5 separate regions of the Homo sapiens genome follow, and regions 1, 2, 4 and 5 are each linked to region 3. Evidence: chromatin loops called from intact Hi-C (ENCODE). Cell type or tissue: PC-9. All regions are shown on one strand. Each heading gives the region's core, and the rest is flanking DNA. Links, peaks and the distances in the headings are about the cores only.

Region 1 (6,175 bases), core at 671-4,670, 630 kb before region 3:
GTGACCATGTGTAGGATTAAGAAATGTCAGCATCAAAATGATTGAGTCTCCAACATTATATAAAATTTTATTTGTATAACTAAGGCAAAAAGTCACAATAAGAGGTTAATTGACTTGAACATCAAAATTAAAACAACTTAGCTTGCTCCAACAGAAATTTAAATTCAGTCAAAAGCTAAGCACAGAGGAGTTTCAAAATAAAATGAGTTAATTCACCATTCAGTCTTTTGAATAGTTTTGAGTTGCTACTAATGGAAGGCTTCAAAACGATTGGTTAAATTTTCTCCAAAACTTTATGCACATTTCCAAAACCCTGTTAGAAAGCTCCGAATTATCCAGCCTGTCTTCCTTTCCTTTATTTTATCAAAACTGTTGTTCTGATATCCAGTTCTATTTCTTGGTTATTAGATTGACCATTAGCCAACCAAGTGAATGTTGGCTAGAGATACTCATCAAGACTCTGGGCCAAAATGTCAGTTTGGATTTTATTTCTGGTTACATTATGGGCAAACTAGATGGTCATTTCTCTAACAAACATCTTGAAGTCTTAAAAATGCTCCCAAACTCTTTCCCCCACACGTTGTTTTGTCAGTATGAGTCCAGTTTTCACATGCAAAGTGAATCAGATCTATCACACGCAGTTTTAAGTACATTTTTGCAAGAGGTCCCATTTTTAGCCAAGTCACAGCTGAGCTTTACTTTCAGCTAATTAGTACTTGTTCTTAAATTGGGCAGTTCCAACCCAAGCTAGGAGATGAGATGCAATTTACTTCCTCTCTACTCTCCTAAAATTAACTGAGCTGTAAAATGTGAGTGTTCCCTTGTTTTTCCCTGGGTTTGGTTCCATCATAAGGAATTCAACAGAACTCAGAATATTTCAACAAGTCTTGCTGTTCTAATTTGAACAGTAATAGAGTACTTCCTTTCAAAACCTCAGCTCTTTGGTTGCCAAGCAACCATTAATTTATTGTAACTAACTAGTTTTAAAATTATATGTGATGTTGAAATGCAACAATATGCTTTTCATGCTCCTGAACGTACACAGCATTGGCCAGATCCGAAAGAATATGGCAGTCTTGAAGTATCAAAAACGATCACGAGCAATGCTTTTTGAGATCAAGAGAAGAAGAAATCTGTCTGTTCCCTGTATGAGCTCCTTAAGAGTGGCCTTAGGGAATACAGGAATCTGTAAGGGTTATAAGGGTTACACAATTTGACGTCCACAAAATTAGAGAAGCCCCAGGCACTGGAAGATCCTTGTCCCTAAAGAGGAGTGACATGAACTAGGAATAAGATATAGGGTTCCCTTAAAGGGCCCTGACAATACTTCAATTCACTTCATTGGCAGAACCTTTTCATTCATCCTGTATTATGTAAGGACGTTTTAAGGTGTGTGTAGTCGATTTATTAAATGTGCTAAATTCAATGGGATAGAAATAGGACAAAACCTTATTTTTCCCTCTCTCTTTGCCTCCAACAGGCTCCATCAGATCTCCCTGTCCTTCCCCTGTCACATTTAGGGCAGATCCTGTAATTTTCCTTGCTTTGCTTAAAAATGCCTTCATAGTGTTCATGAAGACCCATTATCAGGTGTTAAACTGTGCTTTTCAATCTATATTAGAACTTCAATATTGAATCCAATTTAAAGAACTTCTTTTCCACTGATCAGAGCTGACTGGCTATTTAGAGACCTGCAGGTGGAGAGCAGAAATGGTTTGCTCTTTTCACTCCTCCTTACTCATCTACTCCAATCCCCCATCTTTGCCTGGATCCTATGGTATTAAGACAGGGAAGAGGAGGTCAAGGGGAAGGGGATGATGTCTCTTCACTTGCCTGGAGCTGTTTGTCCCATCCCTAGCTGCTGATGCCCTTTTGCGGGGCAAGCATCCAAACGGTATCTTTCTTACTGGGTGCATTTGTGGATTCTTTAGATACCTTGTAGGAACACCTGCATTTCACATTGCCTTGTGATCCCCTTCAATTCCTGTGCTTGTTAAACTTACAGCCTCTCAGTGCTGGGGTCTCATTTGAGGAGGTACCACTTTTGGGCCAGGAACCTTCACCAAGGTTCATCATTCCCATGGCATCCACGTGGCCCCTTTTGCCCTATCAATGATAGGAATACCAGCTTGCTATCATAACTTCCCACTAATAAGGCAAGAGGACTCTTTGCTCTCTCAGACTCTGAAGGTAGGTGTTCATTGCTGTAACAGTGAAACAGCAAGAGAACTAACATAACTAACTCCATTTTTGTTTCAGGGACCTTTACCCATGCCTGCATGTAGGCTAGGATAATTTTAGAGCACTGAGATATTACGCAAAAACGGCAATCATGTAGTTTTAAAAACTAACTCTGGGATTAAAGGAGACTTATGTAAACAATTGCATGAAGTTTTGTTAAAGATTTATAGGAGCATCATGACCTGACCGAAGACAAGAAAGTTCCCCGCCTCCTCAGACCCTCGCTGGTGCCCGGATGTCTGAGGTCATTGGTCACCTCTCCATCCCAACCCCCTCCTCCTCCTCCAGCATTAACATAAAAAGGGTACAATTTGTACCGACTTAAGATGGTACTTTAAGATGCAATTCCATCATCGTCTCGGTTTGCTGGCTCTCCGAATGAACATGCTTTTCCTCCCACCAATTCGTGTCTCATGCTGGGCTTTTGAGCAGTGAGCAGCTGAACCTGGGTTTGGCTACATTGCTTCCTGAGTTTCTCTCACCATGTCACTCCCCTAGGGGCACCAGGGTGGGTCTTCTGGGACTTTGTGTTCAACCAGGAAGTGGCTAAGAAACAGACCTAACTTCTATAGGATAAGTAAAGGACCTAAGCCTCTTGGAGACGGCCTTTCCTTGCCTAGGGCATGTGGGAGAAGGAGCTATAAAACTCTACTCCCGTGAATTTCCTCCCTCTAGTAAACACTCTTTTTCTTTATAGCATGGGTTGCTGGTGAAACAAAGGCCAATGGATTGTCATGGCATTTTTAATGTCTTACAGATCTGTGTCTGGCACTTCTTTAAATTATTTTGGTACTAAATGCCTATTTCTTGTGGCCTTGAAATTCTATGACATATGAAAATGTTAATTTTCATATGTCATTATAGAGGCAACCACAAGAGGGCAATATTTCAGCAGCCGAAACAAAACCCTAGGAGAAGATGGCTGCCTTCCTCGGAGTACACCGATGTTGCTCAGATGCCTTTGGTCTACCTAGGTTGAAAGCTAGATAGAAAGTTCAGAATTGGGACAAGGTAAAGGGTCACATCAGGAAAATGCAAAGACGGGAAGGTGTAGCAAGACAGCAGCACACCAGTCTGGCAGACAGACAAAGACTAGAAAATTTGGGAAGAAATCTGCAATTGAGAAATGGGAAGTAAAGCACTCTTTTCTCACCTCTACTCTTACCCTACAAACCTGCTCCAGGCTATTCCACTCTGTGGTAGGCTGAGTCTTCCAAGAAGGAGACACCCAGCAGGATCAGAAGTCTGAGCAATTTCTTTGGGAAAATACAGAGGGAGAAGAAGGAAGAAGCCTGGCATTGGGAAGGCAGCGAGAGCCATCAGATAGTGATGGGGGCGTGAGCATTATGAAGGAGAGAGTCAAGGTGGGAAGACTGAGTGGAAGAGTCTGCGATTGCAGTGCAGCTCTAACAAAGTCCAACAAGTGCACCGAGTTCTTCTTGAGTTTACATTGCTTACCTGAGTGGCTCCCTGCCAGCCACAGTCATTAGCTAGGAGCAGTCTGTGGGAAGCATGACCTAACTAAGACATGAGAAGGATTTTGGAGCATAGCAGCTAGGGCTGCCAGTCAGCTATGCTCCCTGTCGTTAGAGATGTGAGAGGGGCATTTGCAGGGCCACTGCACACCCTAAACAATGAGTGAATGAATGAACGAATGCCCTTTTCTTATCCTTGTTTAACCATTACGTTACCATCCAATCTTATATCTCCTTTCCTGCAAAGCTTTTGAAATACAAGTACATACCCACTGTTATTATTTCCATACTTCCCATGCATTTTTTTTTAATCCGCAGCAAGTTGGATTCTCCTTGCCACTGTCCACTGAAACTGTTCCAGCCAAGCTGATCAGTTTTCACATGCAAACTGACTTCCCATTTATTTGCCCTGTTTCCAAGGACTGCATGAATTTGGAGCTCAGAAATAAAGTCAATTGGGGAAGATAATGGTGGATAAGAGATATTTGAACAGCCAAAAATGTGAGAGAAGGAAGGGAGATAAAGCTTTGAATATTTTATAAAAGAGGAGGAAGAAAAGAAGAATACTGAGAGGTTAAAGAAAGTGTGGACTTTAAAAACAACTTCTGGGATATTGAAAAATCTTTTCAAACAGGCGAATCAGGCAAACCCAGGGACTTTGTGATCATATGAAATCGAAGTGAAAAAAATAACCAATCAAATCTTCCATCTTCTGGCTAACTTCAGATTTGCCAGAAGAGGTCAGCAAAGACATTAACATCAGTCTTTGCCCTCCCTCGAGGCAGGATGGTGGGTTAGAAAGTGCTTTCTGCCACTTTGCTTAGAATTTATGCAGGGCTTCCATTATCCATACCCCTATCTTTTTTAGGCCCTCTTTCCAGAGTTTAACAGCTGCCTGAGCTCCTGGTGAGAGGATGGACCAATCTAAAATAAATAATAACACACATACCCTTTGTCTTATGTAATGACAGATCTTCAATTTAAATTTATGTACTGCATCTCTATGTAAACTAATTAAAATTTCTGGCATGTTAGCCTATGCAATTAGACAAGAGAAAAAAAATGCAGGGCCAAGATGTTAAAAAGGAGGAGAAAAAAAGATTAACATGAATTTTAAATAATTTGTTTATCTGGAAATCTCAACAAAATAAAGTAAAAAACCAATGTGGCTGGGCACAAAATTTATATTGAGAGTCAAAAGACTTCACATATAAAACACATTAAGTTAGAAAATATAATGGAAGGAAAGAACCTCATTTACAAAAGCAAAAGCAAAGAAATATAACATTATTAGGAATAAGCTTAACAAGTAAAGATTTACATTTAAACTAGATTGACATTTAAAAAAATGCTCCTGAAAGACACAAAAGTAGATTTGAGCAAATGGAAAGGTGGAGTAAACAATACAAAGATATCAATTCTCCTCTAAGTGTATCCATAAAAATGATACAATCACAATTTAAAAATCAATAGTATTTTTTAAATCTAGAGAAGCAGATTACATTTTATTCATGCATTATTTCATTCATTTATATTTTTAGAGACAGAGTCTTGCTCTGTCAGCCAGGCTGGAGTGTAGTGGCATGATCATAGCTCACTACAGACTTGAACTGCTGGACTCAAGTGATCCTCCCACCTCAGCCGCCTGAATAGCTGGGATTACACATGTGAGCCATCGTGCCCAGCTTAGATTAAACTTTTTATTATGGAAAAATAAACAAGCAAAAAATTTTCAAAAACATTCTGAAATAGAAGCATAATGAGGAATAACTACATCTGTAAAACAGACTATATAGCTATAATGTAAACAGTACTATCATTGGGAAAAAATGAATTATTCAATAAATGGTCAAACAAACTAGCAGCTACCTAAAAAACAAAAGTTAATTCCATTACTGCCTATGTCATACCAGGCTGTTTAAAATGGGTCAAATATTTAAATGTAAAAAAAAAACATAGATTTAACATAAGAAATAAAAGAATGTTTATAAAAATGGGTAAGACCTTTCTTAGGATGACTTAAAACACAGATGTCATAGAAGATTGACTTTATGAAGAATTTTTTAAAAATTTGCTATGGTTAATACTACCCCAAGGTAAACAGACACACGAAAACACCAGAAAACAATTTCAACTCATATCACAAAAGGTTAGTTTGCATCATGTGTAAAAAGCTCCTATAAGAAAAAAATAAAACTACTCAGCAGAAAAATGGGCAAAAGATAAGCACATGTGAGAATATTTTCATCTTCATTCATAAGGAGAACAATAAAAATTAAAGCCATATTAAGATACTATTTTCAGTTATTAAACTGGCAAATGTCAAAAAGTTTTATAGTACACTGCGTGAAAATAGGTAGTGTAAAATGTAATAGCCTGCATGAAGGGCAATTATGTAATATATATTAAAGTGACAAATGCTTTTACGCTTTGGCCTAGCAATTCCTCTTCTAGAAATT
Region 2 (6,175 bases), core at 1,389-5,388, 52 kb after region 3:
ATTGGAAGGCTGAGGTGGGCGGATCATGAGGTCAGGAGTTCAAGACCAGTCTGACAAACATGGTGAAACCCCGTCTCTACTAAAAATACAAAAAAAAAAAAAAAAATAGCTGGTCATGGTGGTGCGCACCTGTAATCCCAGCTACTTCAGGAGGCTGAGGCAGGAGAATCACGTGAACCCAGGAGGCAAGGTTGCAGTGAGCCAAGATTGCACCACTGCACTCCAGCCTGGGCAACAGAGCAAGACTCCGTCTCAAAAAAAAAAAAAAAAAAAAAGAAAAGAAAAAAAAAAACCCGTATTTTAGTGCACAGAGCCCCACACTTAAAGAGATCCCTGTTACTGTAACATTGTCATGATCTTCAACTTCCTTACAATATTTGAGCAAAGAGCTGCCAGTAAGTCACATTGCCGGTCCTGAGTACATGGTTTTGTTTCATATTCTGCTCACCTCCTCTTGTGCTAGTTTCCTTTTGGCAAAAGCACATGACTGGAGTCTGAGTCACTCAGCATCCATGGTGTTTAGGAGAGAAGGACACAGAAATTGAAGTCAGAGCAAAGGGCCACCTGGTGCTGAAATTCACAGCCAGGATATAACAAGTTCGTGAGTGGGTACACTGTCTGTGTCCAGGCTAGACCAGGAGACAGAGAAACACACAATGTAGGAGCCTGCTTCCCAGGGCAGAAAAGGGCATTTCCTAGCTCAAGGCTTAGGTTTTATGAATTGGACACTTAGTGTCAACACAAAGAGAACCTTTCTCCCAATGTGACGTCATCTCTCAACAAGGTCACTATTACCGTATTTTGTTTGGCCCCAGGGCACTCAGTGTGTGAACACAAAGCTCAGCTGCATGTGTGTCTGATGAAACTCAAAATATTTCCCTTAAAGATGATTAATTTTCGCCAAAATATCATTACAAAATAATTGGAGTGAATGAGCAGATAAGAAAAGAAATGAAAGAAAATGAATAAATAAACTTCGTAAAATCAGTCTGTACCAGGTTAGAAGACCTTCTGAGGTTGTTTCATCACAATATCCATCTCCAGATAGAATTGTCCCTAATGTGGATCTGGTAGCTCACCTGGCTTCAACCCCTTTTAAAACCATAAAACTTTTCAGGAGCTCCTCATTCTGTTAATTATTTGGTTACGTATAACCGATCTGTTTATTTAAAATGTGTAATGCTTATATAACTTATATATCAATAATACTGAGTTTTAAATGCCTGAGGAGGGATATATGCTACATTCTCTAGTTCATACTTTCAAAGTAATCATCACGCATATATATTTCCATTTCTGTGGCTTCCTGAGTCCTCACCCTAAGATTTCCAGGCAAAATGTGTCTTTAACTGCCTTTGGGCATTGGCGCAGTGGAAGAGGCTGCCCGAGACTAGCAAAGGAAATAAAAATAGCTAGATTTCTACTATATGCTAAATATTTTATGGTATTGGGGTATTGGCTGGGTGCGGTGGCTCACACCTGTAATACCAGCACTTTGGGAGGCCGAGGTGGGCAGATCACGAGGTCAGGAGATCAAGACAATCCAGGCTAACACTGTGAAATCTCATCTCTACTAAAAATACAAAAAATCAGCCAGGCATGGTGGTGCATACCTGTAATCCCAGCTACTCGGGAGGCTGAGGCAGGAGAATCACTTGAACCCGGGAGGCAGAGGTTGCAGTGGGCCAAGATCACACCACTGCATTCCAGCCCAGGCGACAAAGCGAGACTCTGTATCAAAAAAAAAAAAAAAGAAAAAAGAAATTCTATTTGTGTATAGTAAAATAACAATAAATAGTGAAATTATTATTTTTTTGAAGTCTTCTCTATGAAGCAGAATTGAACTTCGAATGAATGTGCATTCATATACTCAGTGCTTACTGTTCTGCAAATGACCCTGCCACTCCTGTGACAGATGGTTTCGCAGAAACAATAAGATACTATACATTTAATATTCAGACCTTAAATGTGGTGTATGCATACAATGGAATATCATTAAGTATTAAAAAGAAGAAATTCTGGCCATACATGACAATGTGGCTAAACCTGGAGGACATTATGCTGAGTTGAAAAAGTCAGGCACAGAAAGACAAATACTACATGATTGTGCTTATATGAGGCAACCTAAAAGTCAAACTGATGTAAGTGAAGATGAAAATGGTGATTTCCAAGGGCTAGGAAGAGGGGGAAATGGGCAGCTGCCACCAGTGGCTACAAAATTTCAGTAAAGAAGAATCAGGAAGCTTTAGAGATCTGCTGTCCAACCTTGTGTCTGTAGATTACGATACTATATTGTACATTTAAAAATCTGTTTAAAAGATAGCCTTAGGTTATTAAACTAAAAAAGCTGGCAGAAAAAGCTGTAGGTGGCTAAAGAGAAAAAGAGAAGAAAAAAAGGAAATCTGTATAATTCAGAAACTGAGCAAACGTCTTTGAATAAGTTAAAAAAATTAATGCAAACCTTAATACTCTAAAAAGTAAGAAACACTTATTATTCTTTCAAGCTTTTCTTTTTTATTTTCATTTGTTCTTTTTTATTTTGCTTTTTATGTCATAAAATATCTATACAAAGAAAGGATCTCCAAACATATATTAAATAAAATAATAACTAATGAATAACAATTTTTCTTGTTACTTTTCCTCAAGGTAGATTATATCAGTTACAGGAAGTGTACAGTGCAGATAATTTCATCCTTCTGTTTTGCTTCAGTGAAAGGTGAATGGATATGCTTGGCCTGGAAGTCACGTGTTCCTTGGACTTGTCAGGGAAGAGGTTACAATGGTCACATATGAGGCATGACCTTGTGCTCCTGCTAATTGGACCTGGAAAGGGGAAGCCAGATGAAGGGACAGATATAGAGTCGGGGGACGGGGCTGGTGCAGAGATGTTGGAGGAAAACACCTCAGCCAATTACTTAATATGAGACCCGGAACAGCTGCTTTCCTTCAGATGTATAAACAGGTGAAATCATACCTACCTTACATGATTTCAGTGAGCATAAAACCAGATCACATACAGAAACAACAGGAAGTGTCTGGAGGAAAAGCCTGTCAGCTCACCAGGACCTGAGCCCCTCTGGCTGGCAGCACCCTCCTCAGGGTCACTCCCTGAGTGGAGCTAAGAAAGTGTCACCCAATTCCTTCGGGTACAGTCCTTTTCCAGGTACTCTTTCTGCAGGCCACTCCTGCCTTGTTCACCCATTGAAAGACTCAGGCTCAGCAGCTCCATGCAGCCTTCCTGTCCCGCACAGCCCCTCAACTAAAGGGGAGGTGGCTGGTCACAGTCCCCGCATGCCCACATCACACCTCACTTTCCTCTGCCCACCCTATCCCTGTCCTGACACTGATTCCCAGCCCTTGCCACCCCAGCCCCTACACCCTCCTCTGCCCATGCAGAGGCAGAAACACTCCCTGCTTGGTGCCAACCCTGGCCCTACCTTTCCCTGGGCAGTCCCAGGCCAGGACCTACTCTAATTTCCACCTAATCTCCTGATGTCAGCAGGCAGCCAGGCATTCCCTTCCGCCCTCCCTTCCTGGCCACCCTCCTACCCCTCCCCAGGGTTCCCTGCAGCATAGTGGGGCCACGGCGCCCCCAAGTGGCCAACATTCCACAGTCCCATGGATTCACACCTTCTGACCTGATGAGCTCAGGATAGTCCAAGTCAGGAACACGGTTGCCCCCACTCCAACCCCTGCAGCCCCCATTCTTTCACACACCCTGTCTATTGCTTTCCCGGAAGGGTTGATTTAGGGTGGAACTTCAAACTCACCCTTGACCAGTGGAGACAAAAGGACACATCTTGATTGCACAAGAAATTGCTGTTACATTATTGCAATGAGCATCCTAAGATGGAAGAAAGGAGCCAGAATTATACAGGCCACAGGATGAAAGTGTGACAATATCAAGCCAATCTGGGCTGAAAATACTACATTGCAGAGCTCCCTTTGATTAGTCAGACTCATATCTTTTCACACATTGCATTTAGTTTAATTATTCACAAATTTTAGCTAGCACATTTTATAAAAAGGATTTTTTGATTTTACAAATTTATTTCTGAATGTATAAAATCTTGAAATAAACTATCTTATCAGCTATAACTTAGGCAGATTCCGTTAGGTCTGCTATTTTCTATCCTTACCTAGAAGTGCCTAGGAGCTCTGCCAGTGATCCAGCACCTCATAAAATGCCACCAGGGGAGAAACTTCTATGTGAGTGAGTATCCACAAGAAAACACACACACACATTCACACTCACAAACACATAATATCTTTTCATTGTCAAGGATGATAAGATTCCATTACTGAGCAAAGCTAGTTTTTTTTTTCAATGTTGTAGGTTGATTTTGGTTGATTTCATCAAGGATGATTAAGAAGCACCTTTGACTATATTCCACCCTCACCAAATCTCTAAAAATGTGGCTGTGGAAAGTGTGGTTATGGTGAGGAAGTTTTTTACAGGATTATGAGTCTTTATAAATATTACTGTACCATAATTTTCTTTCTTTAGTGATTCTTCAGTCAGCCTAAATAACATAATTTTCTTCACTCCAAAAGAACATTTGCAAATTCCAGCATTAGATACCCTTTGGGAACTTGACAGCACTGGTCATCAATCCTGACTGTGAAGACACAATTGCTAGGAATATTACAGAAGTTACATGAAATACTAAGACTATTCATAATCATTCTCCATGATATTTCATGTAGAGTCCCTTGTAAAGAGAAGACAGTAATTAATCACACTCCAGGATTCTGTATGAGAGGGCAATAACTTATTAGTTTTGCAAACATCAAAGAGTATCAATTGTATGCTTGGCTTTAAAATAAAGGAAAGAGAGTGATACAGTACAGTCCCAGGGAATGTCACAGTAAGAAGTGAAGAGGAAGGCAGGTGTGAGCCTGTCCTTGACAGATGATCAGTATGTGGCCCCGTCTTAGGAGAACAAAGGTCCTCCCAGGCCATGGAAACTGTAAGGACAAACGCAGAGGATGTAGAGACTGCTGAGTTTTAGAAAATGTTCAAAGAGCATTTGGTCATAGAAGGTAATTGGATTTGGGAGGTGAGTGTCAGAAAGGAATCCCAGGGTTGCAGAATTTATTTGGGGGGAAACTGGAAAGTATTTGCCCCTTTAGGAAGAAGGGTGACTTTACCTTCCTCTGTGTTTTGGGAAGTACCTGACTGTGGCCTGAGGAGTCAAGATCAGGGCTGGAAGAAGGAAGACAGCAGAAGCAACTCCAGGGCTCTCACAATGGCCAAGCGGCAATTTGGTGATGCCTCCGACTGGGACCGGCTACCAGGTGATTCCGGTGGCTATAAGACCTTTCCTTATTTTTTTCTAGGTGTTGAAAACTTTCGGGTGGGGGAAAGAGAGTTCATGGTGCACAGAACACCACTTTTCATCACCTTCTGCTCTATCTCTGTTTTCAATCATCTTTCGTTTTCTCTCTCCTTGACTTTCCCAAAACCTCAATTTCTTCTCCCCAAGTTGTATAAAGCAAACCCTGTGATTCTCCCTTCTACACTACACTGTTATCAACAATCTTGACCACAAAATTAAATCTCTTGTCCTGAGAAAGAGTGCGCCAGCTGTTAAATTACACACATTTCCTCTACTCCTGTAGTTCACAGTGTCGGCAAAGAAGGTAATGCTGCAGTCAACCTACGGAAGCAGCACCATCCTCTGAGCAGGCTCTCTTGGCCTTGTTTTCCCCAGCCAAGTTGCAGAAAGCCCCAGGCTGTGGATCCTAGCATTCTAAATTGCCTTTCTTTCTCCCTGCAGTCCCCAGGTTCTCACAGATATGTCAGGGCTGAGGTTGCTCCACATTGGGCCAGGGAGGTTTGTGCACAGAATGTGGTTGGCTTTGTAGGGCTGTGCCAAGCTGCTGGCGCAAAGATAAAGGGCCGAGTCCCCCAGCTCCAAGGTGCTCACATTCATCTCAGAGCGAGAGTTAGAGAACTGGCGCCCTGAGAATCGACCAGGGAAGTTTCCTTTGTTTCTCTGTGTCTCACTGAAGTATTCAAAGAGGAACTGAAGGCCCTGTCCTGGGGTCTGTTGGTACCAGGATACACTCCTATGCCCAGAGATAGGGGAGCAGCTCAGTGTCACTTGCTGTCCTCTCGTTTTGATCAGATATCTTGGAGTTTGAGTGACTCCAGCCTTTACTGGGCCTGTGG
Region 3 (6,175 bases), core at 1,102-5,101:
TAAGGCAAAAAGAATGCTTCTCCCAATGTAACATCATCTTTCAATGAAGTCTCTGTTACCATGGTTTGCTTGACGCCAGCGTTCTCAGTGTGTGAACACAAAACCAGCTGCATGTGTGTCCTATGGGAACTCAAAATAATTTCCTTGGAGATAATTAACTGTTATCAGGATATCATTACTAAACAATTTGAGTTAATGAATGGAGAAGAAAAGAAATGAATGAAAATGAATAAATAAATGTTGTCGAATCAGCTTCTACCAGCTGAAAAGACCTTTTGAGGTTATTTCGGCACAACATCCATCTCCAGATAGAATCGTTCCTACCATGGATCAAGGTAGCTCTCATGGTTTCAATCCCTTCTAAAACCATAAAACCTCCCAGAAACTCTTCCTTGCCTTGATTATTTAGCTATGTATTCAAGAGGATTAATCAGTATGGGTTTTAAATTGACATTAAAAATATTTGTGAACAAAACTACTCTCCAGTGATAGAAGTTACATCATTGGTTTTCTGGGACCAAGATAGGCATTGCAGAGGTGTTCGAGGGAACTTTCTGGAGATATTCTACATTTTAATAGGGGTGGGGATATTTTACATTTTAAGAGGGGTGGGGATTATAAGGGCATATACATATATATTGCTCAAAAATCACTGATCTGTTCATTTAAAATGTATAATGTTTACATTGTATAATTTATATGTCAACAACATTGATTTTTAAATGCCTCAAGAGGGATCCATACTGCATTCTTTAGTTAATTAGTTAATTTCATCAAATAAATCATCAGAGGAAATGTATATTTCCATTTCTGTGACTTCTGAATCCTCAACCTAAGATTTCTAGGTATCATATGTCCGTATCTGCCTTTGCACATTGGCATGGTGAAAGAGGCTATCTGAGATTATCAAAGGAAATGAAAATATTATGTTGGTACAAAAGTATTGCAGTTCTTACCATTAAAAGTAACTAAAAGTAACGGCAAAAACCTCAATTAGTTTTGCACCAACCTAATATCTAGATTTCTGCTACATGCTAGATACTTTATGCTATTTAATTTTGTACACAGCCCTGCAGATGGACAGTAGCAGTCTCATTTCATAGATTAAAACAAACAAACAACAACAACAACAAAAACAAAAAAACAGAAAACAAACTAAGCCAAATCTGTCAAGAACTGGCCTCACGTCTTGAGGAGCTGGTGCTAGAATGGGAGTCAGGCTTGATGTCATGGTACCCATTCATAGTTGTTTCCCACCCCCCCGCCCAGGGTAAACTGATTTCTGTCTATGATGTTATTAGAGCCAGCAGGTCTGAAAGGGACCTAGGAGATAACATTTGAATTTTTGTGAAGATAAGCATCATTTGTTATGAAATAGATTATAGTATATAGCTATAAAATACAGGGCTTTGATAGACCAGGGTTAGAACCCCAGTACTGCATCCTAATTCCTACTTAATTTGGTCAAGTAATTTAAACTATGGGCCAATTCCTCTACCTGTAAAATGAGAATAGCTTTTGCACGTTAAGATGTTTTCGTATAGTTGAATTTCTAATTAATTGAAATTTTCCTAATGAAGGCTTTCTATTTTGTGCATCATAAAATGATAATGAATGATTAGATTAATATTTTCTCTAAGTCTTCTCCATGAAGCAGAATTGAACTGTGAATGTGCATCAGTGTACTCAGTGCTTGCAGTTCTGCAAATGACTGCCAGTCATGTGACAGACTGTTTCATAGAAACAGTCAGATATGACACATTTTATACTTCAGACCTTAAACATGTTAGATGCATACAAAGAAGTATTTTAAACATTTAAAAAGAGGAAAATCCAGCCATATATGACAATGTGGATAAACCCACAGGACATTACACTAAGTGAATAAGCCAGGCACAGAAAGGCAAATACCACATGATTCTGCTTATATGATGGAACGTAAATAATTGAAGTAACGGAAGCAAAGGTGAAGGTAATTTCCAAGGGCTGGGGATTGGAGTAAATGGAGAGTTGCTGTCAATGGTATACAATTTCAGTTAAGGAGGATGAATAAGATCTAGAGATTGCCGTACAACCTTTTGCCCGTAGATTACAATACCGTATTGTACATACAAAAATCTGTTAAAAAGATATATTTCATATTACATATTCCTACCACAGTTAAATTAAATGGCTGTCTAAAATGGGACTAGTTAGCCAAAGAAAGAGAAAAAAGTAAATTTGTATAATTTAGAAATCAGTAAACTATTTTTAATAAAGAAAACAATTTAAAAAATAAATGCAAACCTTAACACTCTAAAAAGCAAGAAACATTTTTTCCACTTAATATTTTTTCTTTTCAATTTTATGTCACAGAATACCTTATACAAAGAAGGATCCTCAAAAAGTTTATTGAGTAAAAGAATAAGATTAATTAATGAATGAATAGCAACTATTTATGCTCATTTTCCTCAAGGTATATTACATCAGTTACAGAAAGTCCACAGTGCAGAAAATTTTATTTCTTTTTCTTTCCTACAGTGAAGGATGAATGTAGATGCTTGACCTGGAAGTTCCTTGGGCTTGTCGGGGAAGAGGTTTTAATGACCACATATGAGACATGATCTTTCCCTCCTGCTAACGGGGATCTGAAATGAGGAAGCCAGAGGAGAGGACACATGTACAGAGCAGGGCGGCGTGCAGAGGTGTTGGAGGAACTGACTATAGCCGGTTACTAAACATGAGAACAGGGACAGCTGCTTCCCCCATATGTATAAACAGGTAAAATCATATTTACCCTACCTGATATCAGTGGGCATTAAAGCAGATCACATGTAGAAGCAGCAGGGAGTGCCTGGGAAAGGCCTGTCAGCTCTGCAGGGCCTGAACCCCTCTGTCTGGCAGCACCCACCTCATGGTCATTTCCTGAGTGGGGCAGGAATGTTTCAGGCATTTCCTTGGGAAACCGGCCTTTCCCAGTAACTCTCCCTGCAGGCCACCCCTGCCTGCTCTACCCATTGTCAGACCCCAGGCTCTGCTGCTTCCTGCACCATTCCTGTCCTACACAACCCTGAAATTAAAAGTGGGGCAGGTGGAACACAGTCTCCACATGCCCATATCCCACCTTATTTTTCTCTGACAACCCCTGTCACTTTCTTGGCACTGACTCCCAGCCCTTGCTGCCCCAGCCTCTTCACCCTCCACTGCCCATGCAGAGGCAAAGACATTCTCTCCTTGATGCAAACTGAGGTCCCTGGTGTGCCTACCTTGCCCTGGGCAGTCCCAGGACCTACTCTGAATTCCAACCGCCTCCTGATGCCAGCACGCAGCCAAGCATTCCCTTCAGCCGTCCTCTCCTGGGTCACCCTCCACCCCTCCCCAGGGTTCCCCACAGCTTTGTGGAGCCACAGCACCTCCAAGTGGCCAAAGTTCCAGTCTCATGGATTCACACCTTCTGACCTGATGAGCTCAGCATTGTCTAAGTCAGGAGCAGAGATGCCCCTACACCAACCCCTGCAACCCACACCCTCTCACACACACACTCTCTATTGCTTTCCCAGAAGGGTTGACTTAGGGTGGAACTTCAAATTCACCCTTGGCCAGTGAAAACAAAAGGGCACATCTTGATTGCACAATAAACTGCTGCTACATCATTGCAATGAGTATCCTAAGATGGAAGAGAGGAGCCAGAATTATACAGGCCACAGGGTGAAACAGTGTGAGGATATCAAGCAGATCCAGACTGGAAACACGACATTCCAGAGCTCCCTTTGAATAATCAGAGCCACACCTTTTCACACTTTGTATTTAGACTTTTTTTTTTTTTTTTTTTTTTTTTTGAGACGCTGTTTTGCTCTGTCACCCAGGCTGGAGTGCAGTGGCGCAATCTCAGCTCACTGCAACCTCCACCTCCTGGGTTCAAGCCATTCTCCTGCCTCAGCCTCCTGAGCAGCTGGGACTACAGGTGCCTGTCACCATGCCCAGCTAATTTTTGTATTTTTAGTAGAGACGGAGTTTCACCATGTTGGCCAGGATGGTCTCGATCTCTCGATCTCGTGATCCACCCGCCTCGGCCTCCCAAAGTGCTGGGATTACAGGTGTAAACCACCGCGTCTGGCCTATATTTAGATTTATTATTCCCAGATTTTAGATAGCACATTCTATAAAGAGGATTTTTCAATTTTACAAATTTATTTCTGAATTTTAAAAAATCTTGAAATAAACGACCCTATGAGCTGTATATAACTTAGGCAGATTCAATTGGGTCTGATATTTCCTTTCTTTACCCAGAAGTACCTAGGAGCTCTGCCAATGACCCAACACCTCTTAGTAATGCCACCCTGAGAAACTATTTCCATGCGGCTGAGTCTCCACAGAAAACACACACAAACACACACACAAACACACACACACACACACACACACACACACACACACACAATATCTTGGGTTTTTTTTTTTTTATTTTACTTTAAGTTCTGGGATACATGTGCAGAACGTGCAGGTTTGTTACATAAGTATACATGTGCCTCGGTGGTTTGCTGTACCCATCAACCTGTCATCTAGGCTTTAAGCCCCGCGTGCATTAGGGATTTGTCCTAATGCTCTCCCTCCCCTTCCCCCAACCCCCCGACAGGCCCCGGTGTGTGATGTTCCCCTCCCTATGTCCATGTGTTCTCATTGTTCAACTCCCACTTATGAATGAGAACATGTGGTGTTTGGTTTTCTGTTCCTGCACACACAATATCTTTTACTCAGAAAGGATGATAAGATTCCATTACTGAGCTTAACTAATTTTTATTTCAGTTTTTTAGGTTGATTTCTGAGAAGCATCTTTGATGATGTTCCAGTCTCATCAAATCTCTAAAAATGTGGCTGTGGAAAGTGTGGTTATGCTGAATAATTTGTTTTTTCAGGATCATGAGACTGGATGAATATTACTACAACACAATTTTATTTGCTCCAAAAGAGTATTTGCAAATTCCAGCCTTAGAGTTAGGATACTTTATAGCATTGGTTATCAATTCTGACTATGAAGACACAATTGCTTAGAATATTGCAGAAATTATATGAAAAACTGACACTGTCTCTAAGAATCTTCATTACATTTTAAGAAAGAGGAGTCCCATTGAAGGGAAGATGGTGATTAATGATATTCCAGGATTCTATATAAGTATGCATTAACTTTTTCATTTTACAAACTTCAGATACTATTAATTATAAACTTGGCTTTTCTTATGAAAATAAAGAAAAGAAAGTGATACAGTCCAGGGCTGGGCGCAGTGACTCATGCCTGTAATCCCAGCACTTGGGAGGCTGAGGCGTGGGGATCACTTGAGGTCAGGAGCTTGAGACTAGCTTGGCCATCATGGTGAAACCGTGTCTCTACTAATAATACAAAACAAATTAGCCATGCATGATGGCATGTGCCTGTAATTCCAGCTACTCTCAAGGCTGAGGCATGAGAATAGCTTGAACCGGGGGGATGGAGGTTGCAGTGAGCCAAGATCATGCCACTGCACTCCAGCCCAGGCAACAGAGTGAGACTCTTGTCTTAAAAAAGTAAATAAATAAATTGATACAGTCCAGTTCCAGGGAATGTCAGGGTAAGAAGCAAAGAGTAAGGCAGATGTGAGACCATCCTTGACAGATGAGCAGGGGCTAGATGTGTCTGGAGAGAACAAAAGTTTCCAGGCCAAGGAAATAGCAGAAATGCAGATGATACCAACGCTGATGAGTTTTAGAAAATGTTCAAAGAACTGTTTAATTACAGAAGGTAATTGAATCTGGGCACTGAGTCTCAGAGAGGAATCCCAGGGATGCAGAATTTTATCTTGGGAGAAAACGGACAGCATTTGCCCCTTTAGGACCAAGACTGACCTGACCTCCTTTGTGTTTTGGGAAGTATTTGACTGTGCCTCGAGCAGGCAAGACTAGATCCAGAAGTCGAGAAAGAAGATGTCAGAACCAACCCCAAGGCCCTCACATCAGGCAGGCTGCTATTTGTGATATCCCCAACTAGGACCAGTCCCCAGGTGATGTCAGTTGCTATAAGACCTTTCTTTGTATTTTCTGGATATCAAAAACTGTGGGAGGAGAAGGGAGCTCATGGTGCACAGATCACCATGTTTCATTACCTTCTGCTCTATCTCTATTTTCAACTATCTTTGATCATTTTCTCTTTCATAGAATTTCC
Region 4 (6,175 bases), core at 719-4,718, 840 kb before region 3:
AGCTCCAGGGTTACTTGGGGCAACAGGAAAAGTGGCCCTCAATATCTTTGTAGAAGTGACCGAATGACTTCCTGAAGAAGACTAAGAGGACATATCGTTTATCAGGTGGTAGGAGACCAAATTCAGAGATTGAATTAGGAAAATAATTATAACATTTTGCAGAACTGGGTTTTTGGTGGTGTGAAGTCACATCTACCCAATAGTATTAGAAAAGTAGCATATTTCTTGTAGTCATATCTTTATTAAAAGTAGGAAAAGGAAGATAGACTGAGGGGGTCATATGTTCCTCCTGTGTTCCTCATAGAACCCTCCTGTGTGCATATTTGGCAAAAGATGTAATTTAAGAAAACAGTGTAGGTGCCATTATGAAACAAACCACTGGAAGAAGAAAGAAGAGGGCCATGGAAGAGACATGTGATCAAAACCTAAGGAGCTGAAGAGAGAATTGTAATGTCAACAAGGTTTGTCTTGGTTGTTTAAGAAATAAGAAGTCATAAATAAAAAATCTGCCTGGGACATCAAATTCTTCACAGATAGCAAGTTGTAAAAGAGAATCTACTGAATGTAGCGGAAATTGTGTGTCCTGAAAAGATACAAGCACGTGCAAATGTAAATGTAACTAGAAATACTGTTGCTCAATGCAATGGAAATGTGACTAAGAAATGAAAAGAAAAATCATGTGAAAAAATTTTTAAATGGTGGCATTTGCTATTGCAGTTGGTGAAGATACATATTTAGTAATATTTAGATGTAGTAATGAGCTCTATTAACCACCATGGGGGTTAAGAATTTTTATATGACTGAAAAATATTTTGGACAGTGTGCTCATGACAGACACAACCTTAGGAAATGATTAAGAAAATAATTTTTTTGTGTGTATAGAGGAAACTTTCAAACAATTTAATGCAGAAGACTTGTGTGCCTATAGGATGATATTCCTGGGATGAGCAGTGTTTATATCAGACTTGCAATAAAACTTAAACTCTAGGTGGCAAGTTATATAAAGACACAGGCTTTACATCTACTTGCTTGCATTATTTAGCAGGAATTGCTTTCTGCGAGAAGCTAAAAATTGAAGATGTCCCGAACACAGCGTTCATACTGTGAGCTGGATCTCCTTGTAGGGCTTCAGGCACAGAGTGTTGGATGCACTGTGTGATGAATTGGACACGTAGCATGGCAGTCTGCTCATGACACAGAGGGTGGGTGGCTTAGTCATGGCTGAAAGCAAAGCAGCATTGTTGAACAGTTAAGAGAAATGAACTTATTCACATCATTGGAGGGAAAAAAGCTTTGCTTATGTTAAGCAGCGAAGATTGTTATCATATAATTGACCTTTGGGGTAGACAAACACTTTGAATATTTCCCCGCAAAGGCATCCACAAAGCAGTTATAAAATGTAGAATAGAGTCTGCTGCCAAGGGTGTTAAAAAAAGAAAAAAAAATGTTTTAGGAAGGCATATCTGGCATCGTTACTAAGTCCTCTTTTCTGTGGTTGGAATTAGTTTCTAGAAATACAACTGATGGCCTGAAACCTGTGATAAAAATTGTGATACACTGAAAACTGATTCCTCAAAATGGCTTATTGATTTCAGACTTTGTGAAGATAACCTCCCATTGTTCAATGCACCTTGTCAATTCCTACTTATAGTGTGAAAAATGACTCATGGTGTGATATAGGATTGGACATTTTGTACAGTGACACTGGAATGCCAGGCTTCTACAAATATCTTCACAGTTGTGCAAAGACTCATATTTTAAAATATCTACGTTTTTGAACAGCTCTCTCCCAGTATTAAACTAATTAGGACTAATTATCACTTCTAGTTAATGGGTCCCAGTCAAGGCTGAATTCTGTTTTCATTATACAACTTAACACAGGTTTAACAAGGACATATTGGTACTGAAGAAAAAGTGAGCAAATTGTAAAATAAAATACTAGAAATGAAATATTTATATTTTATCTTTTTTTCAATTCTGAATTTAAGATACAATCTTCAATATCACATATATATTCATACACATACACATTATCTGGTATGGTTGCAGTCTTAGTTTAGAAAAATAAACACAGTGATTATTTTCCTGACAGTTGGTTTGTTTTGTCATACGGCTGCCATGTTCGCCCGTACACCTTGACGTCTCTGGCTTCTGCAGACCCTGGAGTTTTGAATGAGCTCTTCCAGGCCTAGGTCTTACTTAGGAATGGATTATGTGTTAGCAGTAAAGCTTATTAACAGTTTTCACCACAAGATGGAGCCTTATGAATGCCTCTCGGAAAAGGGAGCAATTCCTTAATTCGCCCACTAGTGGGCAGGCATGCTCTTTCTAAATAGGAAACTTCTGGGGAAACCTTTCAAAACCTATTTGAGACAATTGACTGAGAGTTTTACCTCCTCTCTTCTAAGGAGGTCTCTGATTCTTTGTACTTATGATCAGTTATTTCAGACAGTTTTCAAGAGAAAATTTATATTGTCTCTTAATCAAGCCTCTTTAAAAAAAAATATATTTTAGTGAAAGGGTCTTGCTATGTGGCCCAAGCTGGAGTGCAGTGGCTATTCACAGATGCATTCACGGTGCATCACTACAGCATCGAACTCTTGGCCTCAAGTGATCCTCTGGCCTCAGTTTCCTGAGGAGCTGAGATTATAGGCATGTGCCACTCTCCCCAACCACATATACTTTTAATTAACAGATTGGTCAGTATATTTTTGCAAGATAAATTGCAAATGAAAACTATAGTCCTTAAGTAGACTAACTTTAATTGATTACAGATGCTATTTCTAAAGAATCCAAAACATGCTGGGCGAAGTGGCTTACTCTTGGAACCCCAGAGTAATTTCAAGGCAGGAGAGGAGGCCAAGACAGGAGGATTCCTTGAGGCCAGGAGTTTGAGACCAGCTGGGCATCATAGTGAGACCTCATCTGTTAAAAAAAAACATTAGCCAGATATGATGGTGAATATCTATAGTCCCAGCTACTTGTGAGACTGAGGTGGGAGGATTGCTTGAGGTGGGAGGTTGAGGCTACAGTGAGCTGTGATCACGCCACTGCACTCCAGCCTGGGCAACAGAGGGAAACCCTGTCTCAAAAACAAAAACAAAAACAATCCAAAACATTAGAATGATATAATGCTACTGCTGCCAGTGACCTGCAAGATGGCTTAGCACAGGAGCTCCCCATATAGGGGTGAGTAAACGAAGTCCTTCAGAAGTGAGGGGAATTGACCAAAGCCATACACCTACTGAGGTATTATTGGACTATCAAGCAGAGGGTCTCAGAAAGTCCCTTCACACTTGCATTTGGATTTTCATTAAAATTCTCTGCTGGATTTTTTTTTCTGCCAATGAGGTAATTTCTTGCCTAATTAGGTTCTTCTCATCCAACCCAGGAAATGGCTATAAAATCTCATTTAGGCAATGTTCAACAATCTTTTTGCCCTAAATGAAGTAATTACCTGCGCTTGGGTATAGACACATACAGTGGCCATTAATTTTCAACAAAACTGGAGCCCTTTTTATTCATTCAACAAATATTTATTAAGTGCCCACGATGTCCCTGGGGATAAATAGTAGATAAGACAGGTTCCTGTCTTAAGAAGATGTACATTTGAATTTGTATGTGTGTTTGCAGGGGGTAGGAGGAAGGGGAGATATATGGTTTGGCTGTGTCCTCACCCAAATCTCATCTTGAATTCCCATGAGTTGTGGAAGGGACCTGGTGGGAGATAATCGAATCATGGGGGGAGGTCTTCCCTGTGCTGTTCTCCTGTTAGTGAATAAGTCTCACAAGATCTGATCATTTTATAAAGAGGAGTTCCCCTGCATGAGCGCTCTCTCTTTGCCTGCCACCATCCATGTAAGACGTGACTTGCTCCGCCTTGCCTTCCTCCATGATTGTGAGGCCTCCCCAGCCATGTGGAACTTTAAGTCCATTAAACCTCTTTTTCTTCCCAGTCTTGGGTATGTCTTTATCAGCAACATGAAAACAGACTAATACAGGGAGTAAGGGAGTTTGGGAAGGGTAGACAATAAACAAATAAATAATATAATTTCAGATGGTGATAAGTGTCATAAAGACAATAAGGTATTGATTTTCACAAGGGTGCCAAAACTATCTGGAGGAAGGAAAACTCTTAAAAAATGGTAGTGAAACAACTGAATATCCACATGCAAAAGAATGAAGTTAGACCTCCATCTTACACCATATACAAAAAGTAACTCAAAATGGATCAAAGATGTAAATATAAGAGAACATAAGTGTAAATCTTTGTGACCTTGGATTAGGCCATGGTTTCTCAGATATGAGACCTAAAGTACAAGCAATGAAAGAAAAGTAAATATAATAAATTGGGCTTCATAAAAATTCAAAAGTTTTGTGCTTCAAAGGGCCCTATCAAGAAACTGAAAGACAACCCACATTCTGGGAGAAAATATTTGCAAAATCATATATCTGATAAGGGCCTAGTATTCAGAATATATAAAGAACTCTTACAAGCAAACAGTAAAAGAAAACTCAATTAAAAAAATGGGCAAAGGGAATGCTGCTAAGAGATGCCAAGAAGAATCTGAACTGACAGGCCTGGCTGGGTTCTTCCTTTCAGTCTATGAGCATTTGATCTTACTCTTTTTGTCCAATCATGTTTCCATACTTTGCTGAACCATGTTAATGTTTATAAACATGGGCAGTTTCCCCTGGATCTCTGAGTCTTCATTCTGAAGACGGCTGTGTCACATGAGCTGTGATAAAATAACTTTGTTATGCTCTTCTATTTGAAAAATAATGGAAGCAATGGACACTGAGACTCCAAAAGCAGGGAGGGGGAAGGGAGGCAAGGGTTGAAAAACTATCTATTGTGTGTTCACTATTTGGGTGATGAGTTCACTAGAAGCCTAAACCCTAACATTATGCAATATACCTATGTACCAAACCTGCATATGGACCCCTCTGAATTTATAATTTAAAAAAGTGACTGTTCCCTTCTTCTGCCTCTGAATAAACTTCTACCATAATGTTCCCCTCCCCCGCAGAATGGGCAAAGGGCCAGGCATGGTGGCTGACGCCTGTAATTCCTAGTATTGTGGGAGGCTGAGGCGGGAAGATTGCTTGAGCCCAAGAGTGCGAGACCAGCCAACATAACAAAACCCCATCTCTACTAGAAATGAAAAAAAAAGAAAAATAGCCGGGTGCAGTGGCACATGCCTGTAGTCCCAGCTACTCAAGAGGCTGAGGTGGGAGAGTCACACTTGAGTCTGGGAAGTCAAGGCTGCAGTGAGCCGTGATTGCACTACTGCACTCCAACCCGGGTGACAGTGAGACCCTGTCTCAAAAAAAAAAAATGGGCAAAGGATTTGAATAGATATCTTTTCAAAGAAGATATTCAAATGGCCAATAAGCACATGAAAAAAATGCTCAGCATCATTAGTCATTAGGGAAACACAAATCAAAAACACAAGGAGATACCATTTCTTACCCACTAGGATGGCAAAAATAAGGAAGATGATGACAAGTGTTGACAAGGCTATGGAGAAACTGGAACCCTCATACACCACTGGTGGGAACACAAAATGGTTCAGTCACTTTGGAAAACAGTTCCTCAAAAAGTTAATGAGAAAGTAGGGAGAGGGAATAGAGAGAAAGTGGGCATAGGGTAGTGATGGGATTATTTTAAGAGAAGGTTTCAGTAAGAAGGTAACATCTGAGTGGAGTATTTGTTGAAATAATGACTGGAGAAAGCACATAAACTTTGCTCTGCTCCCAGTTTTCTCTTCTTTTGTTTGTAAATAGCCTTTCTTTGATACATAAACATTAGATTGTATCCTTCCCTACTCCAGTTCTACAAATTTTTGTAAAAGTCACTCTCAGGAAATAAAAGTCATCATTCTTTGATGACAATGTTGGCCTACAGTGCTTCCTGGCAGAATTAGTTAATAAGCAGCTGTCTAAGTCCCAATAATTCCGTACATATCTTTATCTTTTTTTTTTTTTTTTGAGATGGAATCTCGCTCTGTCGCCCAGACTAGAGTGCAGTGGCACTACCTCAGCTCACTGCAACCTCTGCCTCCTGGGTTCAAGCGATCCTCCTGCCTCAGCCTCCTGAGTAGCTAGGACTATAGGCACATGCCACCACGCCCAGCTAATTTTTGTAATTTTAGTAGAGATGGGGCTTCACCAT
Region 5 (6,175 bases), core at 1,353-5,352, 100 kb before region 3:
GTCCTGCAGAGCTGGAGGAATGTGTGAAGGCAGAAGCTTCTGTGGTGATACAGTTGCTCCTCTACCTACACTGCCCCAGCTCACAGGCAGCCCCACCACCCTATCACCCTTCTCCCACCTAGTGCTGTGGTACTCCATCCTGGAGCTCACACACCTGCCCATCAGGGGAGGATGAGGAGCCTGTGATTAAACCTCAAGTTGCAGTTCTTCCTTGCTGTCCTCACATCATCTTTCTGATGCTAGATTCACACCATGTTTCTTATCATATTTTCCTGTCTCAGGCAACATTCCCAACCCATTTCCTGAGTGGCCAGCGGTGCAGAGTCCCCAAGATTTAGTCCATCTGATCAGAATCAAAGCAGACCTGTGTTGTCTGTAAATTATCAAGAGTTCAGATTCCCCAGAAATAATTCTAGGGCCTTCTCAGCTCATAGCACAGACCTAGCCAGCTTGGGACTCAGCACCCTCAAGGTCATCCTATACGTAGTGCTCTGGACAGTTTATGTTATTCCCTTCAGATCCACCCTGCCTTCAGAAGCTGACCCCAGTGTATTATGTTAACTGGCTCCTCTTTTCTCTAACTCCAGAGCGAGTTTGTCTTATTGGAGACAGGACAGCAGAGGTAGGTAGTGTCACCATCTGTGCTGGTTTGCAAAATCTATTCCCTTGGCTCCTTTCTTGCTGGGTTAAATTTCCTGGTGCCTGAAAGTAGTCCACAATAGCCTGAATGCTTAGCTGCTTAGATATTTCCTTCAGTAGATATCCTAGCTAATAGCTCATAATATTTTTATTCCAGAAAGTCCTAGAACAGGACACAATTTTTCCAAGGTTTTTGCTACCTACAACAAGGATAGCATTTACTTTGATTTCCGATATCTTGTTCCTCATTTCCCCCTGAGCCTTCACCAGAATTACCCTTAATGATCTATTTCAGCAATCTAGGCTTTTGCTTGTCTGCTTCTCCGAATTCTTCCAACCTCTATCCATTACCCATTTGCCATTAACCAAAGCTGTTTCTACATTTTCAGGTCCTTGTTGTAGCAACAGCGCCACTCTCAGCACCATGTTTTCTTTCAATTTCTTTCCTACTGCTGTAGAGAAATACCACAGACTGGGTAATTTATAAAGACAAGGGATTTATTTGGCTTATAGATCTGGAGACCGGGAAGTCCAAGATCAAAGGGCCATAACTGCTGAGGGCCTCCTGCTATTATCCAAGGCAGAAAGAAGGGGAAGCAAGCACCCAAGACAGAGAAAGTGGCTGAATTCATACTTTTTATCAGAAGACCATTCCCAAGACAACTTATTCACTCCCACAATAGGGCGTTGATCTGTTTCTGAGGGCAGATCCCTGATGACCTAGTGATAACTGTCCCACCTCCCAATACCATTACATTGACAAATTTCAACATGAGATTTTGTGGGGACACGCAAGCATAGCACACACATCTACACTGTGAGTCAGTATTTCCACTCTTAAGTCTATACCTAAAAGAAAATAAAAAAAAAAGAATCCATATATCCACAAGAAAGAATTCCACAAGAATATTCACAACAATTTTATTCATAATAGTTGAAGACAGGAGTAACATGGATATCCATCAACGGGAGCATGGATAAACAAGTTGTGGTATATTTACACAGTGGAATATTAGTCATAATAAAGAATGACCTGCTGATACAACAATATGAATACACTTCAGAAATACTAATTTTGGAGGAAAATAACTCAATAAAAATGTTATATGATTCCATTTATACGGAGTGCAGGAATAGACCAAGCTAGTCAATGGTGATAAAAATAAGAAAAGTTTTGGCCTGGCGCCGTGGCTCATGCCTGTAATCCCAGAACTTTGGGAGTCCGAGGTGGGTGGATCACGAGGTCAGGAGATCGAGACCATCCAGGCTAACACGGTGAAACCCCGTCTCTATTAAAAATACAAAAATTAGCCGGGCATGGTGGCGGGCGCCTGTAGTCCCAGCTACTCTGGAGGCTGAGGCAGCAGAGTGGCATGAACCCGGGAGGCAGAGCTTGCAGTGAGCTGAGATCACAGCACTGTGCTCCAGCCTGGGCGACAGAGTGAGACTGTCTCAAAATAAATAAATAACTGAGAAAAGTTTTTATCTGTGGGATAGAAATTGATTGGAACGGAGCATGACGACACTTTCCTGCATGACGGAAATTTTTTTATAATCATTTCAGTTACCGTTGCTCTGGCATATGCATTTGTCAAAATTTACCATGTTGTCCTTGTATTAATATTTCTGTTTTTATCTCTATTAGTTAAACCTTAAATAAAATTGTTACTAAAAAGTAAACAGTTAATTGCATAAAATATGGGAGTCATTTACAAATGTATGCTTGTATTCTGTACAGCCCAATTTAAAAATGAATCACACAAAAATAAGAAAAGACAGGAGCACACATATCTGTAAGTTATGGAGAATGTGAGAAGTGCTTGGTGACTGAAGTGGCAACTTTAAAATTTGGTATCAAAATAAGCTCAACTGATGCGTGGGCTGAAAAACAACTGAGGATCAATATCAAGGAAAGCTATAGACAAACAAAAGCTGTTTACAATATCTTTATATGCTGTTGAAATCATTCTGACAACCATGAGCTGCTATACATTTCATAACTTGGAAAATTGGGCATTCATCACTCTCACATTCAGACTTTCCTTTCATTTTGGCTTTCAACAGATTGGCCAATTGGTGAAGTGATTTTTTTGCCCAGCAAGCAGCCTGCTCCCCTCTTTGTGAGTGGGGTTCCCGGGTGACCCGGCCCTCTCCCTTCGACAGCCTCACAGAGGGGAGTTGGGCACAGCACAGACACACGGGGTTCCCTGCACGTGGGGTTTGCACTCCCTGTGAAGCCCAGCTCTGGACCTCCCAGTCCTGCAGTTAATGGATCCCAACTAAAGAAACCTTGCCTCTAGGTATTCGCTTTACCTGTTAGTGCTAAGGAGGGATACAGGCTGGAGAAAAATAAAATGTTTGCTCAATATTATTCTGTAATATTTTACAAGAAAATCAATTGAGGACTTCATGGATTTTCATCCAAGCCAAAGTCATGATAATAGCTGAATTCCTTCTTTAATCTACCCTGAGAAGACTTAAACACTGCTCTCAATAACACAAATACTTAGTGGAGACTTATTTATAGTCTCTTTTTGGTAATTCTACTAGTCAATTATCATCAGGTCTAACGGCACAGTTTGGTGCATCTACTAACATTTTTCTTCTGTAGTCTGTTTACTTAGGTGTTTTAGAGCTTGTTCTCAATATTTTTTGTCCTCCAGAGAACACATGCCTGGTGTCCAATGGAATCTCAGCCAAGGTGATGTTATCAGTACGACTTCTGAACTTCTAGAATTCCAGATCACTCAAGCAGATTAAAGCTGTTGCCTGGCCAGACCTGCAGGGAAGATGAGGTGCAGCAGAGACGCACTGGGCTCAGGACACAGCCCACCCCTCGCTTTTCCCTTTTCCTCTGAGGCAGTTGCTCCTCTACACCTGCCCCTGACCAAAATTTGCCCCGGCCAAAATTCCTCAACTGTAGATGTCATTAAAGATTAGAGGGACTTCCCGTCTCTTGCATAGCTGTAGGTAGCCTAGCAATAACTGAAAGCTGCTGCAACATCTGCATAATACAGGATCCAAGCCCTAATTTTTCTTAACCCTTTCCCTCCTAGGATGCTCTCCTAGACTCCCCAGAGACCTTTCGAGCTCAGTGGACCACACTGCCATCTTGTGGCCAATACGTGAAGTTTCAACATTGTTTCTTCTGTAATGGCCCAAGGAATGCTGGGAAGTGTCTGCAGAGGAAGCTGCCAGAATATTCCAGAAGTGCCATCACGCTGGTTTTATGAGCAGCTTCCCTTAAACCCTAAGTCTAACATTAGTTCTAACCCTGATTATTGCTTTGAGTTACCAATCTTAATATCCCACCCTCATTCTGAATAACACTTATCACATAGGTCCAGTTATAGTTTAACTTTTTCTCCCTTAAAACTACCATCTAAAGAAAGAGTAACAGAAGGAGAGGAATGAAAGGAAATAATATTTGGCTTAAAATAGGAAGAAAACACAGACATTGAAGTATAAAGAGATTATTTAATCTGAATCACTAAAGATAAACAAATCGTCCTCCAAAAATGACAATGTTACCCCAAAAGTATAGATCAGCAAAAGATGAAGTCAAATATCTATTAATAAAAAGTAAAATTGAAATATATAAAACGAGACCTCTTACAAGGCAATAAGCAATGAATGGTGGAGGGAGCAGTACCTAATGCAGAAAATAAGGATGGATATAACTAAGACTAGCAAAGGGGCTGCTACAGGAAATGATCAGCTTGTACAATGCACATCCACTGATCTGAGCACCAAACACGGAAGAGATGATTCTGAAACAGGCAGAGGAGCAGCGGGAGATGAGGACACGCTGGTACAAAATAGCATCATAAGGAAGCAAATCAGCCGGGAGACTGTGGATTAGATGACTTTGCTTTCTCCTGTCTCCTGTGACAGCTGAACTGGACCATTTTCCTCTCCAAGGATTTGCTCCTGCACCCTGAGTTAGAGGCCCCTGGGATTTGCTCCTCGTCAGATTCCCATGGATGAACTCCCACTCCCTCCTTGTTGAGCACAGTCTGAAGGAGAGGTCATCTCTCCCTCCCCTTCAATCCCACAGTATTGGGGAATGGCACAGACTTCTCAATTGGCATCGATCTCTCTCATGGCATGCTCACATGCCCCCTAACTGTGCCTTTTCATTTCCACTAGACTGAAAGTTAGATGTAGGCAATGAAACTTAACACCTTTATCATAGATACCCAAGTAACTGCTCTCAAAATTATTGCTATTTCTTTCACTGCCTTGGGTTACAGCTGAACTTTCCTGTACAGCACAATTTCCTGTAAAGGCACAATTTCTTAATGTGGCTTAACCACAAAAACCTTCCCAAGTGCCAAAAACAATATAACTACCAAGGGATTGCTCTCCTCATTGGTGAGATGGCACAATAAAACAAAAACAAAGAAAATTTTGTCAAATACTTTAAAGGAGACCCAGAACCCCAGTCCCTCTTATACAAACATCACTGTTTGGCCTCCCTCTACCTAAGAGACAGGCAGAGCCATTCCTGTGCCCTGCACCTGGTGGGAAAGCCCTGCTGGAGCCTGTGGGGAGCTGGTGAGGATGAGCCTTGGTGATTCTGCCTCCAGAGCAGGGATTCTCGGGGAGCTCTGGACAACTTCCAGGGACTGAGATGGAGAGTGGCCACACTCCGTCTTGGAGAGGAGAATATTGAGGGTGTGACCCTTCTGACCTCTCAGCCTAAAGTAAAAGCAGAGTCATTCCTGACTGGTGGGGAGCTGCTTAGTCTCCAAAGCAAAATTGTCCTTTTTACAGGGTCTCTCGTTGCCACAGAAGAATAGCGGGGCTGTAAGTGTTTCACAACCCAGAGTTGCTGCTTGGCCATCTCTGTTCCCAATGACTCCAGCATCTGAATATTCCATGCAAGGAAAGATAATTTGTAAATAATGAACTGGTTCAGTGATACCTTTAGTTACATTCAAAATAGTTGTCATGTTCCAGACTGGCGTGCTTGCAGGAGACACAGAGCTACAGAGCAAGAGAATTTGGGAGCTGGATAGAAATGGGAGCAATCAAGGCCCCCTTAGATGATGGCTTCTAAGAACAGAGTAGAGGAGACATAAATTCTGAGCCCTTTTGTCCCTAAAAGACATGGCATAACAGGGACATCAGAAAATACTCCAGTGATGTGCTGATAAACTGGGTGTCTGTGAAGGTGGGGGCATGGCTGGTAGCATTTGCTAATTTCTGTTGTACCAACATACCCACCATGGCAGATTTCAAGCTCCCAGCATGGCTTCACTGAACAGGGAGCTGGGAAAAGTATGCCTATTTGATTCTTCTGACTCATACAAGCTGGCTCCAGCACATCCCTAGACTCAAGAGCAAAGCTTTCAAAGTTCGTCAATGCTTCCTACTCAACATACTAAAATGAGGCCACAGCAACTATAGCACACCTCATTGTTTTCATGATAGGATCAGTGTGTGATCCTGGATCTTGGAATGGACAAAGGGATGTTTGTGCAGAGAAAGGATTTCTGAGTCCTCTGAAGCTGCCAAGATCACAGAGCAAATA

The links. Peaks named below come from ENCODE experiments on the same cell type or tissue, not always from the same donor. Only the 100,000 strongest peaks of a DNase experiment are listed, where the experiment ranks them.
Region 1: it touches region 3 in a loop (10-fold over the local background); 4 of 110 quality-filtered maps call a loop at or near these places.
Region 2: a loop joins it to region 3, with 6 times the contacts of the local background. A loop is called at or near these places in 3 of 110 quality-filtered maps.
Region 4: it touches region 3 in a loop (16-fold over the local background); 2 of 110 quality-filtered maps call a loop at or near these places.
Region 5: a loop joins it to region 3, with 9 times the contacts of the local background. A loop is called at or near these places in 11 of 110 quality-filtered maps.

What each region holds. Positions count from the first base shown.
Region 1 is chr7:143,000,588-143,006,762 of GRCh38, reverse strand. No RefSeq gene overlaps it. Among named protein-coding and RNA genes, the nearest start is that of OR9A2, 23 kb to the left of the region's middle. In PC-9, for the core only: CTCF peaks have their summits at 2,908, 3,124 (motif pointing right) and 4,479 (motif pointing right); no DNase peak of the experiment used is centred there; H3K4me3 peaks cover 624 bases.
Region 2 is chr7:142,321,245-142,327,419 of GRCh38, reverse strand. It overlaps TRB and TRBV5-1. Among named protein-coding and RNA genes, the nearest start is that of PRSS58, 66 kb to the right of the region's middle. In PC-9, for the core only: CTCF peaks have their summits at 3,421 and 3,620 (motif pointing left); a DNase peak (open chromatin) is centred at 3,529.
Region 3 is chr7:142,373,305-142,379,479 of GRCh38, reverse strand. It overlaps TRB. Among named protein-coding and RNA genes, the nearest start is that of MIR11400, 98 kb to the left of the region's middle. In PC-9, for the core only: CTCF peaks have their summits at 3,194 and 3,399 (motif pointing left); a DNase peak (open chromatin) is centred at 3,679; H3K4me3 peaks cover 591 bases; H3K27ac peaks cover 2,872 bases.
Region 4 is chr7:143,211,367-143,217,541 of GRCh38, reverse strand. No RefSeq gene overlaps it. Among named protein-coding and RNA genes, the nearest start is that of TAS2R40, 7.6 kb to the left of the region's middle. In PC-9, for the core only: CTCF peaks have their summits at 2,078 and 2,284 (motif pointing right); a DNase peak (open chromatin) is centred at 2,291.
Region 5 is chr7:142,476,200-142,482,374 of GRCh38, reverse strand. It overlaps TRB. Among named protein-coding and RNA genes, the nearest start is that of MIR11400, 4.8 kb to the right of the region's middle. In PC-9, for the core only: CTCF peaks have their summits at 3,547 and 3,748 (motif pointing left); DNase peaks (open chromatin) are centred at 3,354 and 3,694.